2 separate regions of the Homo sapiens genome follow, and region 1 is linked to region 2. The links are chromatin contacts, found by Hi-C in ENCODE. All regions are on one chromosome and are shown on one strand. Each heading gives the region's core, a stretch centred on a gene start or an enhancer-like site at or near the end of the contact. The rest is flanking DNA. Distances are from core to core; before and after follow the strand shown. Region 1 has its middle 30 kb from the start of OAT. Region 2 has its middle 79 kb from the start of CHST15.

What was found. Hi-C counts contacts between places; a loop is a spot of excess contacts on that map. Pooled maps may share reads with other maps.
Region 1: a loop to region 2 is called in a map of OCI-LY7, with 2.7 times the contacts of the local background. The contact joins two enhancer-like sites. A Hi-C loop is called at or near these places in 1 of 168 maps with a recorded cell type or tissue (OCI-LY7), 1 of 37 single-sample maps with no recorded cell type and 4 of 50 pooled maps.

The regions. Positions count from the first base shown.
Region 1 is chr10:124,387,905-124,390,729 of GRCh38, forward strand. No RefSeq gene overlaps it. Among named protein-coding and RNA genes, the nearest start is that of OAT, 30 kb to the right of the region's middle. RefSeq lists a silencer at 1,313-1,602. Within about 2 kb of position 1,512, at least 7 of the 41 ENCODE cell types and tissues checked have a DNase peak (open chromatin) inside an H3K27ac peak, as active enhancers do.
Region 2 is chr10:124,171,129-124,174,359 of GRCh38, forward strand. No RefSeq gene overlaps it. Among named protein-coding and RNA genes, the nearest start is that of CHST15, 79 kb to the left of the region's middle. Within about 2 kb of position 1,406, at least 2 of the 41 ENCODE cell types and tissues checked have a DNase peak (open chromatin) inside an H3K27ac peak, as active enhancers do.

The DNA.
Region 1 (2,825 bases), core at 262-2,761, 220 kb after region 2:
ACCTCTGAAGACACAGGGATAGAGGAGACTGTGAACACGCAGGCCTGGCTAAGTCCCTCCATCTATTACCGTTACATCAGACGTTTTTATCCAATCAAACTTTTCTAGGACTATCCACTTTTTTTATCAAACCAAGCATAAAAAACACAGGTTTGGCTGGGTGTGGTGGCTCACGCCTGTAATCCCAGCACTTTGGGAGGCCGAGGTGGGCGGATCACCTGAGGTCAGGAGTTCGAGACCAGCCTGACCAATATGATGAAACCCCATCTCTACTAAAAATACAAAAATTGGCCGGGCCTGGTGGCATGCGCCTGTAATCCCAGCTACCTGGGAGGCTGAGACAGGAGAAACGCTTGAACCCAGGAGGTGGAGGCTGCAGTGAGCCAAGATCCTGCCATTGCACTCCAGCCTGGGCAACAAGAGTGAAACTCTGTCTCAAAAACACACACACACACACACACACACAGGTTTACACATTTCTTTGGGTCTTCATTTCCTTATGAAGGCTCCTGCATCCGGTAAAAATTATATTAAATAAATGTGTATGTTATTCTCTTGTTATATGAGTCCCAGGCAGGAACCTAGGACGGTGAGGAAAAGCTCTTTCTCCTCCTATGGCATCCACACACCCAGGGCCTGCCACTCCTGCCCAGCCCAGGACCGTCACTATCTCAGTGACCAGTGGACAGGGCTCAGCAGGGCCACACGGATCAAGGTGGGCCCCAGCCAGGCAGAGACCAGGCCCCGCATCCTCCCACCCCCTGCACAACTTCGGTCCCCCAATCACCAGGGCAGGTATGAGTAAGGCCATTGCACAGTGGCAAAAACTGAGGCCCGCAAGGGCCCAAGGACCACCACTCAGATCCCTCCGGGCACAGCCCAGCCAGGAGCTCCGGGCAGAGTCCCGGGAGGCCCTGCCCACAGGGTCAGAGCGCCCCTGCCCCCGGCCCAACGGATGCGCCTGTCCAGGATCACCACCTGTCAAGCTCGCTGCAGCGCGGGAGGTGGGGTGGACCCTTCCCTGCCCCGGAGCCCACACCTCTGCACGGTGAACCGAGGCGCTCCGACGGGTGCGCGGACAGCACCTGGCACTGAGGAGGTGAACGTGACTCCCACACACGCGGGACTGAACCAGCGCCCCAGAGTCCCCAGAACACGCATGGGCCCGCGGGGCCGCAGCCCACGCCCGGGACAGCCGCCCGCAGTCTACGCAGGGAGGGGCCGCGGGGCTCTGGTTTCTGCAAGTTCTGAATTGTCTCCAAGGAGCATATTCCAACGTCAGAATAATAAACTTTTACAGAACTGTATTGCTCTGCAGCGCGCGGGGGGACTCGGCCCAGCGAAGAGCGAGCGCCCTACAGGCCTCGGCGGAGGAGGGCACGGTCCCCAGCGCGGCTCCTGGCCCCGCCCACGGCCCCGCCCCAGCTCCCGAGCCCCGGCCTCGCGCACGCGCATCTCGCGGGCTCGCAGGACGGCCGGGAAGCAACGCTTTGCGGGCAGCGCCCCCTGCCGTCCCAACGCGCGTGGGGCCCTATGGCTGCGAGCAGTTCCGGCCAAAAGCCCCAGGACCCGGACTTGGGGTTATTGACTTGCGCGTGGGCGCTGAGTCTTGGAGGGGAGGGGACAACTCGCCACACCCCCGTCCTCTCCCTGGAGCTCGAAGCCCCTTTCTGCTGAAATGGGGCCTCCTTTTCTCGGGAAACTGACTTTGGGGGAAACTAAGTCTCAAGGGGATCTTAAAACCCAAGACGGGGGAATGGGAACCTCACAGGACGTGGGGGCGCTTTTCTGGCCATCTCTATATAAAACCTGCCGGGGGCCTCAGACCCTGGCTCCTCTGTCAGTTCCCAAGACCCGTCGCGCGCCCACCTGAGCCCGGTGCCCACTGGATGGGGGCTCAGGCTCACCTGGTCAGTCCTCACCCCCACCTCCAGAGACCAGGCAGTCATGCCCTTCTAATATGGCGGAGGTCCCAAAAGATTATACCATATTTTTACTGTGCCTTTTCTGTGTTTAGCTATGCAAATACTTAGCATTGTGTCGTAGCAGGCTGTGCCATCTAGGTTGTGTAAGTACACGCCATGATGTTCACATAACGAGAAAATCGCCAAAGGACGCATTTCTCAGAACATACACCTGTTGTGAAACCACCCGTGACTGTTCTGTCCTAATTCAACCCCCTCATTCGATAAAGGACAGAGAGGCATTGAGTTGCCAGAGGTCATCCTGGTTGTCAGAGGCAAAAGCAAAACCGAAGCTCTGAGCCTCGCAGCAACCACCCACGCCACCGCCTCCCGTCATCATCAGGAGGCCTCCCCAGGTTTCTGTCCCAGGGAGCGCAGCCGGTGGACAAGTCCCTTCCGCTCTCTGAGCCTCCAGTAACATGAAAACACTGGCAGGAGACCCTCCATGATTCCAGGATTCCTAGAACACTGGCAGGACACCCTCACCCGGTGATCACTCCCAGGTCACCCCACTGAAAGCCGGCAGCTTTCTGTATGGTCTGCATCCATGTTTTTCTATTTCTCCCAGGAGTAATTACTCCATTTGTTCACAGGTACACGGCTTGGCACTCAGGGGCCATAAATTAAAGAGATGTTGTGATAAAAAGGAAGGCAGGAGAGAGTAGGGGCTGGTGGATCCCACTTGCCCTTCACTGCCGGTCTCAGAGACTGGCCTAGGAGAAAGCCACCAAGATCAAAGGCCCCCAGACCCTGCATCCCCATGGATGTGCAAGCCTGAGCTGTCGGTGGTCCTCCCGAACCCTGCCTTGAGCCATGCTTGGCTATTCCACACAAGGCTTATTTGCAGCAATCATCTGCTGG
Region 2 (3,231 bases), core at 156-2,655:
CCACCCCCTTGTTACAAGCTGGTGATAAGATCAAAAAATTCCATACCTTAGAGGTGATGGATACACAGAGAGGCTTCGTGTGGTTTATCAGCTTCTCTATCTGGGGCAGATTTTATAACTTTGCTCTAAAATTCCCACAATGCTAACAGTCCTACAACCCTGGGCATTTCTCTCCTGTGACCTCCATCCATGATTTCACTAAAATAATTTCTGATGTTCATCTGGGAGTGGACCGATGGTTGCACCAAAGTCAAAAAATGCACAGAGTTGTTTCACACACACTGAGACACAGGACAACACACTTTGAAGCCCTCAGAACCCTCATGACACCTGAAGCCTCACATCCTGAGTGAGTTGTGGCAGACAGAGTTCCTGGTCCCAGCTCTCTACTACATGACAGCCTCATGATGAGCAGAGCATGTTTCCCTGACCCTTGACTTTGGTCTTGACCTTGAGACTTGCTTTGGCCAAAGCAAGTCTCAACCCAGCCCCAGCATGCAGAGCCTGGGGAGTGCTTGGACAATAAGTTCTGCTCTCTCATGCTGGTGATCTACAGTGAGAACATGCTCCAGGAGCTGCTCTTCCTTCAGCCAGGGCCCCAAAAGGAGACACATGGAGGTGACCATGTGCCCTGGGGGCTGCTGGTCAAAGGAGGATATGTGACACGTGGGCCATTCCTGATCCCAACCTACAGCCTGGACACTGGAGCCCAGAGCCCAGAGCCAAAAGTCCAAGCTAGCCCAGTGGAGTTGCAGCAGACCCCAAAACCAATGGGACCAAGAATAAGTCATTGTCGTTTTAGGTTTGGAGTGGTTTCTTACACAGTGTTACTGTAGCAATAGCTGACTGATACAATATTCAAGCTCATACAAAGTCTACTCATATGCTCAGAGCACACACAGGCACTCAAGGAACACTATCCCTGCCCCCACACACACCTTTGTAGTGAGCATATAAGGTCATTGTCCCAGGAGCTGGAAAGGTCCCCCTCCCCTGCCCACCTGCGGCCCACTTTCCCCAATGCTGCCAGAGCACTGCCTGGTCTTCCAGAGGCCAATTATGTCTTTAGCATCCACCACTGTGCAGCTCAGAGCTCCACGCCCTTTATCTTGTCAAGTTGTTTTTATGTCCTTTCTGCCAAGAAAGTGTTGCTTTTGAAGCCCTGGCAGCTTGCTCCTTTTTTCCTTTCTACTCCAGTTGTTGAATGCGCGTCAGATTTGTGACATCCCATTCTCCCAAGGGGAAAAATTACAGCTGGGATGTATGCAAACGAATTCTCAGAACACGAATCTTTCACGTCCTTGCTGTTGGCGGCCCCTCTGCCGGCCCTGCTTCTCCGATTGCAGCTGCTGCTGCTCCGGCAATGAGCCGGAAACGGATCCATCCTTACATCTGAGGGTAGTGGGTAAACCCCGTTCTTGGTTGCAGCCAGTGAGGGGAAAAAGTCAGGGCTGGAACACACTCAGCCTTTCCCTCCTCTCAGAGCCTGGAGTAACGGGGCTGGGGCCTGGGCGGTCTGGCTTGGGATGAGCAGCCTCCCCAGCTTCCCAAGGCCAGAGCTCCAGCACGTGGAAGCAGCGTCAGCTTGGGCAGGCTTTGGAGGGGCCTGAGAAGCCCATCAGCCTTACTGGGACCCCTTCTTAGCTCCCTCTTCTGCGAAGGAGGACTTGATGCTGTCTACAGAGTGGACTGTGTCCTGGCACAATCTGGAAGCAGAGGAGGTGCTGGAGGAAACAGGCCGAGAGGTTCTGCCTGGTGGAGGCTGTCACAGTGCCCTGTGCAACATTGTGAGGGATGGCAAGCATGGCTGGGTGTGCTCCCCACCCCAGGAAGCTCAGGGAGGGTCTCCCTGGCAGAGAAGGTTTAACTTGAGTCTTGACGGATGAGTAAAGACTCCTGGATGAACGGTCGGGGAAAGGCATGCAGGGAGAGGGAACAGCATATGCAGACAGCACGGAGGATGCAAGAGTCTGACTTAGAGACTCTTAATTAGAGAACTATGAGGAATTCAGGGGCCCCTGAGCTCTGGGTGACCTGGGGAGGGCGGTGGGAAATGAGGCTCAGAAGTCAGCTGAGGCTGGATCTCTAAAGTGCCAGACTGATGGATTTGGGTGTTTCCAGTTAGCAATAGGGAGCCACGGAAAGATTTGAGGAGGGAGAAGCAGGACCAGGCTTGCTTTCCCATCCCATCCCGCCAACCACAGAGTGGAAGCGGATCAGAGAAAGGCAGGCCTGGGCCAGGCAGGCAGCTGCAAGGGCTCTGGGAGGAGGTGGCCAGGTTCGGCCTGACGAGGTGGCCCCGGCTGTGGAGGGAGGAGATAGAGCCGCCTTCCCTCCTCCTTCAGCCTCTGCCCACCTTGATTCGCTCACCCCTGGTCACAGCTCTCGCCGCCTGTGAAGACAAGCAGGTGCCCACTGCCCGCTGAACTATGAAATCGGCTCAGCCTCATCCTCAGCTTCACAAGAGCCACATCCAGAGAATTGCCAGTTCAATGCCTCTCAGATTTGTCTCTCCCCTCCCTTGGCCGACACCTTCACCGGGGCCCTCATCAGCTCCCATGGCCCCTGTATGGGGTGACTGGCTCAGGCCCCTGGGGTTCCCACTTACTCCTGGAACCTGTTTCTTTTTCCTTCGGTCAGCAACTATTTTTTGAGCAGCCACAGCACACCAGGGCCTGGGGTGCTACGGCTGGAAATAGCAAGCAACACAGAATGGGGCTGTGGCCCCCTGGAGCCTCCCTCCAGGGAAAGACGGATGGTAAACAGTTGCTGCACAACTCTGCATGCAGCCCCCCTAGAGCGGAGGGTGACGGAGGAATGCAGCACATAGGGCTGAGCCGCAAGGCACCAGGCAGGGCGAGGAGCAGCGTGCAGAAGGCTCTGCATGGAAGATCGTGGAGAAGAAGGAAAGGCACCGAAGATAAGGCTGGGGGCCCAGACACGAAGGGCATAGGGGCCATGTGAGGGATTGGAAATCTGCCTAAAAGCAAAGAAAAGTCATCAAAAGCCTTTAACCATGTGGTGTGTCCGAGGGCCCAGGGCAACACGTGCAGGCGTTCCACCTACCACTGGGTGTTAGGCCGGTCACCCCAAGCCTGCCCCCAGGGAGCAGGGAGCCCTCCGTGGGTGTGAGGCAGAACACCGTGACTTGGGAAAGATCTGGCACCTCCTACTCAGGTGCTCAGGGTTGGGAGGGCGGAGCAGGCACCGGGCACCTCGCTTGCTCGCCCA